Regions from separate parts of the Homo sapiens genome. Here region 2 is linked to region 1. A link is an interaction called in ENCODE POLR2A ChIA-PET data of the cell type or tissue named here. Cell type or tissue: A673. All regions are shown on one strand. Region 1 overlaps RCC1 (regulator of chromosome condensation 1). Region 2 overlaps TAF12 (TATA-box binding protein associated factor 12).

Region 1 (5,000 bases):
AGAAATCGAGGCTGTGGTGAGGTCACTGGAGGTCAGGGCAGGAGCACCAGGCTCCGGGCAGACTGTCTAGACTGGCGTGCCTACCCACTTTCTTCAATAAATAAGGAAGGTGAGGTGGGGGTAGGGCAGCTCCAGCTCTGGTGGAGCATGGTCATGAGACTGGGATTTCATTCCACCTCTCTGTGACCTGGGTCACCTTTCCCTGAGCCTCATCTTCCCCTTAGCTGTAAAACTGGGATGAGTCTGCTCACCTCAAAGGGCAGCTGTGGGCATTCAGGAGTGCCTGATGGTGGAAGCTGACTCTGTAGCCGACTTATCTGTGACTGTCTCACTCTTCTCCCAGAGACTGTATGCTCCTTGAAGATGGAAGCTGTGTTGTGTGGGGCGGGGTGGGGAAGCATGATGCCAAAAGCCAACTCCTTATTCCCAGCCCAGACACTCACTGCCTGGTTAAGAAAACAGCCAGAGAGGCCGGGCTCGGTGGCTCACGACTGTAACCCCAGCAATTTGGGAGGCCAAGGTGGGCAGATCACCTGAGGTCAGGAGTTCAAGACCAGCCTGGCCGACATGGTGAAACCCCGTCTTTACTAAAAATACCAAGCAGTTAGCCAGGCGTGGTGGCTTGCGCCTGTAGTCCCAGCACTAGGGAGGCTGAGGCGGGAGAATCGCTTGAACCTGGGAGGCGGAGGTTGCAGTGAGCTGAGATCGTGAGTCTGAACTCCAGCTTGGGCAACAGAGTGAGGCTCCATCTCAAAAAGAAGAAAAGAAAAGCAAATAAAGGAAAACACACCCAGAGCAGTGAGAGAAGTCTGTATACAAGACCCATTTGTGCAGTAGAGGCTGTGCAGGCAGGTACCGGGAACAGGGCTCCACCTTTTAGAAGGTGGTCCTCTGGCCGGGAGCAGTGGCTCACGCCTGTAATCCCAGCACTTTGGGAGGCCGAGGTGGGTGGATCATGAGGTCAGGAGATCGAGACCATCCTGGCTAACACGGTGAAACCCCGTCTCTACTAAAAATACAAAAAATTAGCTGGGTGTGGTGGCAGGCGCCTGTAGTCCCAGCTACTCGGGAGGCTGAGGCAGGAGAATGGCGTGAACCTGGGAGGCGGAGCTTGCAGTGAGCCGATATCGCGCCATTGCCTCCAGACTGGGCGACAGAGCGAGACTCCACCTCAGAAAAAAAAAAAAAAAAAAAAAAGAAGGTGGCCCTCCATCCCCTGCCCTTCCCTGGCGATTGCCAGCCCAGTGCAGGGCCTCAAGTCTTCCATTTTGGAGAGGAAGCCTCTGGGACTCAAAGAGCACTCAGGTGCCGTCTCCACCGCAGCAGGGAGTTGTCGCCACTGTCCTTCCCCACATCTGTGGGTGGATCTGTCACCACCCACCCCACCTTCCCTCAGGCTCTAGCTGCCTCATTGTCTCCTCTCTGGTCTCACCATCCTCTCCTCAGCTGGCTTCTGCTCTCTGCTTCTTGGACTTGGCCAAGTGCATAGGGGATACTGGGGAGGCCTGCCCAGACTGCCTTAGCCCCTGCCTGGACCAAGGTCTGCCTTCAGAATCAGTCAGATAGGCCTGGGTTGCTTTTCTAGGCTGCCCTTTACTTGCTCTGTGAACTTAGGCCGATAAAGTTATCTTTCTGAGCCTCAGTTCCTTAACTGTGAAATAGGAGTGACAGTGCTGCCTTCTTCAGCTTCCTGTGAGGAATAAAAGGGTTTTGCATATGGAAGATACAGTGAGTTAGCCGGTGCCCCCAGGGGCTCATATTTTAGGAAGTTGATTGGTATGGTGGACAGGCATGTAAATTAAAGTGATTGTGATCCAAAAGTCTGTCCCAGTTTCTCAGAGAGAATGACTAGTTCAGGATGGAGGAGGGATCAGAGGAGGTGACTTTGAGACACCAGTAGATGTTCTTCCAGTGGGATAAGGGATGGGAAGGCGTTCCAGGTAAAGAGATGCAAATAGTATGGAGAGGACAGTTAGCATTCTGGCCTGGTGGGTCTGGCAAGGAGATTGTGTGGGAAGAGAAGGGAGGATGTGATAGATAGGAAATGAAGCTAAAGGTTCTGTCAGTACCCGATGTTGGAGACCTCTAATACCCAGCTAAGAAATGTGGGCTTTATCTTCCAGGAAAAGGGGACCACTAAGGAGTCCAAGCAGGCCAGCAGCTTGCTTCAGGTTTGAGGTTTGGAAAGATCATGAATGAGGCCGGGCATGGTACCTCACGCCTATAATCCCAGTACTTTGGGAGGTCGAGGTGGGAGGATCACTTGAGCCCGGGAGTTTGAGACCAGCCTGGGCAACATAGTGAGACCTTGTCTCTACAAGAAAAAAAAAAATTACAAATTAGCCAAGCGTGGTGGTACATGCCTGTAGTCCCAGCTACTCTGGAGGCTGAGGCAGGAGGGTCGCTTGAGCCTAGGAGGTGGAGGTTGCAGTGAGCCGTGTACGTGCTGCTGCACTACAGCCTGGGCAACAGAGTGAAACCCTGTCTCAAAAAAAAATAAATATATATATGTATATATATACACACACACATATTTATTGATCACGAATGACTTGGAGAATGAGAGGAGGGGATGAGGGTGGGGACCGGAAGACCAGTGAAAAGTTGCTGTCTTTCCTAGGGAAAGGAGGAGGAGACACAGTTCCAGGCAAGCTGAGAGACTACTAGGGAGCATGGGGAGGAAGGAGGCAGAAGAAATTTCTTTTTTTTTTTTTTTTTTTTTTGAGACGGAGTCTTGCTCTGTCACCCAGGCTGGAGTGCAGTGGCGTGATCTCGACTCACTGCAAGCTCTGCCTCCCGGGTTCACGCCATTTTCCTGCCTCAGCCTCCCGAGTAGCTAGGACTACAAGCGCCCGCCACCACGCCTGTCTAATTTTTTGTATTTTTAGTAGAGACGGGGTTTCACCGTGGTCTCGATCTCCTGACCTCATGATCCGCCCGCCTCGGCCTCCCAAAGTGCTGGGATTACAGGCGTGAGCCACCGCGCCCGGCCAGAAGAAATTTCTAATAACACTCAAGGACGCCAGCTCTGGAGTCTGACTAACTTGGTTCAGATCTTGGCCTTCTCTTCCAATCTTGAGTGAGATACTTCACCTTTCTGAGCCTCAGTTTTCTTCTCTGTAGAGTGGGATCATTGTGGCCAGCTTGTAGTGAAACGCTCCAGAATATTAGCCAAACACAACTAAGGAGATGTTGACTGGGTTTGTTCCATCCATGATAACAGATTTTTTGGTTAATGCCCCATGACACCAACACTTCATATAGCCCTTATGTGTCTGACTCCATTCCGGGCTGTGCTCATGGCAGCCCAGCCATCAGCACCAACTGTGCTGACATAATTGTTTCCTGCTTTTTCTCCTGACTTCTTATTGTGAGTACTTTTCATGCTAATACAGTCTCCCTCCCAGGCACAGCAGACTGCTACAGATTATTCTGATGAACTGATGAGATGTTTGCCTTGGCATACAGCTGTCTATCTAAAACAAGGGTGCCTCTTTTTTTGGTGGAGGGACAGAGTTTCACTCTTGTTGCCCAGGCTGGAGTGCAATGGTGCAAACTCGGCTTACCACAACCTCCACTTCCTGGGTTCAAGCGATTCTCCTGCCTCAGCCTCCCGAGTAGCTGGGATTACAGCACGCGTCACCACGCCTGGCTAATTTTGTATTTTTAGTAGAGATGGGGTTCCTCCACGTTGGTCAGGCTGGTCTCGAACTCCTGACCTCAGGTGATCCACCCGCCTTGGCCTCCCAATCTGCTGGGATTACAGGCGTGAGCCACCGTGCCCGGCCACAAAGATGCCTCTTATATCCCACATCCCTACCCCATCTAACTTTGCCTGCCTGACATCCTTTCTGGGATGGCTCCCAAGCACTTCAGATTGAATGAAAACACCTAGCAACATGGAGCTTCACGTCTCTTCTCTCCTGTTTGTTCAACAGTGTTCTCTATCTCACTACATGGAAGTCTACCATCTACCTGGTCATTTAAGCCCAAGCCTGGGAGTCTTTGTGTTTGGCCAAGCTCATAGGGGGATCTTGGGCAGGCCTGCCAAGAATCCTCTGGACTTTTTTAGGATGAACAAATCAAGCCAAGTGCTGTGGCACGTGCCCATGATCCCAGGCTCTTGGGAAGCTGAGGTGGGAAGATCGCTTGAGTCCATGAGTTCGAGGCTGCAATAAGCTAATTGCACCACTGCACTCCAGCCTAGGTGACAGAGTGAGACCCCCTCTCTTAAAAAAATAAAATAAAAGGCCAGGCATGGTGGCTTACACCTATAATCCCAGCACTTTGGGAGTCCAAGGCTAGAGAATCGCTTGAGCCCAGGAGTTCGGGACCAGCCTGGGCAACATGGCAAGACGTTGTTTCTGCAAAATATACAAAAATTAGCCGGGCGTGGTGGTGCACACCTGTAGTCCCAGCTATCCAGGATGGCTCAAGCCCGGGTGGTTGAGGCTGCAGTGAGCCATGACCATGCCACTGCACTCAAGTCTGGGCAGGACCCTGTCTCAAAAATAAATACAAAGGATGAACAAATTATGAGAGTAAAAAAGGGTTAGTCTCCTTTATCCTTGCTACACCTCCTCACCCAAAGCCAAGCAGTAGTGTAGCAGGATAAGCCGCAGACAAAACCCCCCAGACACCCAGTTAAAGAAGGAAGGGCTTTATTCAGCTGGGAGCTTTGGCAAGATTCACGTCTCCAAAAACTGAGCTCCCCGAGTGAGCAGTTCCTGTCCCTTTTAAGGGCTTACAACTCTAAGGGGGTCTGCATGAAGAGGTCGTGATTGATTGAGCAAGCAGGGGATATGTGACTGGGGGCTGCATGCACTGGTTATCAGAACGGAACAGAACAGGACAGGGATTTTCACAGTGCTTTTCCATACGATGTCTGGAATCTATAGATAACATAACCGGTTAGGTCAGGGGTCGATCTTTAACCAGACACAGGTCGCGGCGCCAGGCTGTCTGCCTGTGGATTTCATTTCTGCCTTTTAGTTTTTACT
Region 2 (5,000 bases), 100 kb after region 1:
TGATTCTTTTGCCTCAGCCTCCTGAGTAGCTGGGACTACAGGTGTGCACCACCATGCCAGGTTGATTTTTGTAATTTTAGTAGAGATGGGGTTTCAGCATATTGGCCAGGCTGGTCTCGAACTCTTGACCTTGGGTTATCGCCTGCCTTGGCCTCCCAAAGTGCTGGGATTACAGGCGTGAGCTACCGCGCACACCCAAGAAAATAATTTTTTTTTTTGCAACAGAGTCTCGCTCTGTCGCCCAGGCTGGAGTGCAGTGGCGCAATCTCTGCTCACTGCAAGCTCCACCTCCTGGGTTCACGCCATTCTCCTGCCTCAGCCTCCCGAGTAGCTGGGACTACAGGCGCCTGCCACCACGCCTGGCTAATGTTTTTGTATTTTTAGTAGAGACGGGGTTTCACCGTGTTAGCCAGGATGGTCTTGATCTGACCTCGTGATCCGCCCACCTCGGCCTCCCAAAGTGCTGGGATTACAGGCTTGAGCCACCATGCCCGGCCGAACCCAGAAATTTGAGGCTACAGTGAGCTATGATTATACCATTGCACTCTAGCCCAGGCAACAGAGCAAAACCCTTTCTCTAAAAAAAATGAATAAATATTTGTTAATGATGTCTCATATCTATCCATTCTTCTTCATTCTATCATTATCACCTAATTCGAGCCTTCACTACATGTCTTGATTTATTGCAAAAATCTTAGAATTGGTCATCCACCCAGTCTAACCCCCTTTTCTACCCATCCTGTCCCCTTACTGCCAAGTTAATCCTCTATAGGACACACTATTTTTATTATGTTACTTTTACTCCTTTATTAAATATCTGCAAAGATTGTATATTGCCTAAAAGTTCCAATGGAAATTGACTAGTACAGGTCCACTATGTTCTGCCCTACCTATACAATTTTAAATTCTGTCTTCTACAACAGACTCCATATTCAACATAGGTTGATATCCTGACTGCCCAACCCGCTCTCATTAATCTTTGCAAGTCCCTCCACTCATTCCCTTGAAATACTGGGCGAACTCATCCATTCTACACAGCCTACAAAAAACAAGTCAAAGGGATTATACTTATTTCTTGTGGCTCTGGAGGGCAGAATCAGAATTATGGGTAGAAAGAATGGAGCAGATTTTAGAATCACTGCAGAAAATTAATAATGGCAGCAATTGGATGAACTAGAAGATGGAATGACTAGAAGCAAGAGTACTTTTATCATAGGAATAATGAATCAATTTATTATTTTATTTAACAACTACATGGTTAACATGTATATAAAGCACTTATCAAAATGAAAGGAAAAAAACACCTTTCATAGGCAAGGTATTGTGTTAGTGTGTACAGATGGATGGATGGATGTATATATGCATACACACAACCACATACAATACAGTAATTAATAAACATTGTACATGATAATTTGCTAAAGAATGTTCCCAGAGGAGTATACATTCAGGACAACTTGAATCTGTGTCTCCTGAATTGGGAGTCCTCAAATTTGGCCCAAATAAACTCTCTACTTATATTAAAACAAACAAAAAAAGTTAGAAATCCAAAAGAGGGAAAAGACCTTTTCGGCTAAGAGAAAAAAGCAGCATCTGAGATGGACATCTCTTAAAGTATTACAGATTGAAATAATAGGTAAGAAGTGGCTACAGAGAAGAAAGAGTAAGAGGATGATACCTGATTGTTTTCAGGGCTAAGACGACCTCCTGCCCCAGGAGTGCCTGGTATCTTTACCACTGCAGTACTATTGGCCATGGAGCCTTGTGGAGGGGTGCTGGCTGGTTCCGGTTTTATGGATGAGAAATTGGAGAGGTTGATTAGGGCTGAGGGGCCAAACTGGTTCATAATCTGCCGAGCTTTGGACTTCAGCTCATAGAGCTTATCGAGATCCTGTTTCTTTTTGGAGCTGTGAGGACCAAGGCCAATTAACTGGAGAAGAAAAGCACAAGAATTAGCTCTAGAAGAACCTGTAATAAAGGATGAATCTTGAGAGTAAAAAGAGGCCTGGTGCAATGGCTCACAACTGTAATCCCAGCACTTTGGGAGGCCCAGGTGGTAGCATCACTTGAGCCCAGTAGTTCAAGACCAGCTTGGGCAACATAGCGAGACCTAGTCTCTACCAAGAAAAAAAAAAAAAAAAAAAAGTAAGTAAAATGAGGTCTGTTAGACTTTGAGGGTTCTTCAGTATATATGGAATGGTGACCATTTAATATCCACAGGTTAAAAATTGAGGGAATGAAGAATGTTTATTACTCTCAGCTGATATTTAGAAACCATCTCATTTCCAAATATTAAGTGAAATAGTCCACAAAATTTAAACAAGGAAGCAAGTAAATGAAATGAAGAATCTTATGTACAAAAATAAACTAGGGCCGCGTGCAGTAGCTCATGTCTGTAATCCCAGCATGTTGGGTGCCTGAAGTGGAAGGACCACTTGAGACAGGAGTTCAAGACCAGCCTGGGGAACATGGGGAAGCCCTATCTCTGTAAAAATTTAGCTGGGGCTGGGTGTGGTGGCTCAGGTCTGTAATCCCAGCACTTTGGGAGGCCAAGGCGGGTAGATCACCTGAGGTCAGGAGTTCGAGAGGAGCCTGACCAACATGGTGAAACCCCATCTCTACTAAAAATACAAAAAAATTGGCTAGGCGTAGTGGCACATGCCTATAATCCCTCCCAGCTACTGGGGAGACTGAGGCAGGACAATCACTTGAACACAGGAGACAGAGCTTGCAGTGAGCCGAGATCACGCCACTGTACTCCAGCCTGGGCAACAGAGTGAGACTCGCCCCCACCGCCCCACAAAAAAAAAAACAAAACACAAAAAACACTTAGCTGGACATGGTAGCATGTGGTCCTAGCTACTCAGGAGGCTAAGGCAGGAGGATTGCCTGAGCCCAAGAAGTTGAGGCTGCAATAAGCCATGATCACACCACTACTGCATTCCAGCCTAGGTGACAGAGTGAGACACTATCTAAAAATAAAATGAAATAAAAATAAACTAGAGGCTGGGCACAGTGGCTCATGCCTGTAATCCCAGCACTTTGGGAGGCCGAGGTGGGTGGATCACCTGAGGTCAGGAGTTTGAGACTAGCCTGACCAACATGGAGAAACCCCAACTCTACTAAAAACACAAAATTAGCCGGGCGTGGTGACACACGCCTGTAATCCCAGCTACTTGGGAGGCTAAGGCAGAAGAATTGCTTGAACTCGGGATGCAGAGGTTGACGAAACTCCATCTCAAATAATAATAAAAATAAATAAATAAATAAATAAATAAACTAGAATAAGCAAGACATTTTTGAGAACTTTGTAAAAATAGTTAAGTACTACATGCATTATTTTTAAAGTATCAAATAATGTTAAATTCAAATAAGTCATAGCACAATCACATCCTTTAAAAAAATCAGTCACAAAGCTTAAGAATACAGACTAGTTCATTCTGGCATTTCAAACATGCTTAAGTCTATGTCAGGGCTATGCCCAATAAACATAACTTTTAGCAGCTGTTAAAAGTAAACTCCTCTTTATCAAGAGCAATTTTTCTCTGAGTGTTAGCAATCTAAGTACATGCAGAGACCCTAGTCTGGAGCAGCTGAGACTCCTGAATCTTAGAGTCATGAGGCTGACTCTGTGGACGTCAGCTTGGGTGTCATCACGATCAGAAGCACATTCACCAAGTTCTGCTCACAGTAGCCTCAAACTTACTTACAGCTATCTGAGTGTCTAGATCTTTAATTACATCAGCAACAGCTGTGAGCCCGGTGAAATGAGAGGCAGCCATTTTCAAAAGCTACCTGTAAATGAACAACTGGCATCAAGCACCATCCTTGCCATGGAACCATTTTAGTTGAATGGCCTGGTACATCTTCACCAACCAGGATCCAAGCAAACTGGATGTGGAGAAATATATCTCCTTTTCCTTAGTGGGAGCCAAGACAAACATCTCCATCTCTTTCATAAGCAACTTTGAAAATTAATTAATGATGATTATGGCACATATAGACCACCTTCTTATAAAATGAATGTCTGCTGTTAGGGATAAACTAACAGCATATGGAATATTTTATTGGGCAAAATTGTGGGATATGAGCCTGCAGGAATTATATCAATGGCCTTCAGAACTTGGTAAAAGTTGGCAATATAAATGTCTACTGTATCTATCCTACTCTTGTCCCTAGTCCTGAGTTCCTCCTCACCACACTGTCTGACTTTCTAATATGAGAAATCTGGCCCGGCCCAGTGGCTCATGCCTGTAATCCCAGCACTTTGGGAGGCCAAGGCAGGCAGATCACTTGAGGTCAGGAGTTTGAGACCAGCATGGCCGACATAATGAAACCCAGTCGTTACTAAAAATACAAAAACTAGCCAGGCATGGTGGCACGTGCCTGTAATCCCAGCTACTTGGGAGGCTGAGGCAGGAGAATCACTTGAACTCAGGAGGCAGAGGTTGCAGTGAGCCGAGATCAGGCCACTGCACTCCAGCCTGGGCAACAGAGCGAGACTCTGTCTCAAAAAAAAATAAAAATAAAAAAATAAATAATAATAATAAGAAGAAATCATGTTCTCCTGGTTTACGCTTAATAAAGGCAACTAAGTATGTACTGGTTAAAAAACCAAGATTAACTAGGCTGACTTGCTGGCCAAGAACCAGCTGATGGGGACAGCAGAGTATTAGGATCACTTGTTTGTTTTAACCATATGTGGCCTCCTTCTCCCCTACCCACAAACATTACCAATAGAAGAGTCAGGATAGAAACCTTTCTTAACATGGTAATAGCTGTTCTAATATTATAAAAGCAAACTATTTTCCCAAAGCAAGTTCTATGCAAAAGCCTCATTAAGGATCATCAAACTGTATCCTCATCACTCTAGCCTCACACTGAACATACTTTATCTCTCAAAAACATTCCCACAACCTTCAAGGGACTTCCCAAATAATACTGAGTATTGCACAAAATAAGTGGAGACTTTTTATAACAGAGATTTTTGAGTAAGAATT

What was found. ChIA-PET counts read pairs that join two places held together with the same protein. Peaks named below come from ENCODE experiments on the same cell type or tissue, not always from the same donor. Only the 100,000 strongest peaks of a DNase experiment are listed, where the experiment ranks them.
Region 2: POLR2A ChIA-PET joins it to region 1 with 9 read pairs; 9 of 35 experiments call an interaction of 5 or more read pairs at or near these places.

Annotation. Positions count from the first base shown.
Region 1 is chr1:28,520,327-28,525,326 of GRCh38, forward strand. The region is part of intron 4 of RCC1 (regulator of chromosome condensation 1); the gene reads left to right. Among named protein-coding and RNA genes, the nearest start is that of SNORA73B, 14 kb to the left of the region's middle. RefSeq lists an enhancer at 3,733-4,234. In A673, no CTCF peak of the experiment used is centred here; no DNase peak of the experiment used is centred here; H3K27ac peaks cover 1,596 bases.
Region 2 is chr1:28,620,236-28,625,235 of GRCh38, forward strand. It overlaps TAF12 (TATA-box binding protein associated factor 12), which reads right to left. Exons shown (of 6, transcript NM_005644.4): 2 at 1,679-1,930. The coding sequence starts at 1,846. Among named protein-coding and RNA genes, the nearest start is that of TAF12, 20 kb to the right of the region's middle. In A673, no CTCF peak of the experiment used is centred here; no DNase peak of the experiment used is centred here.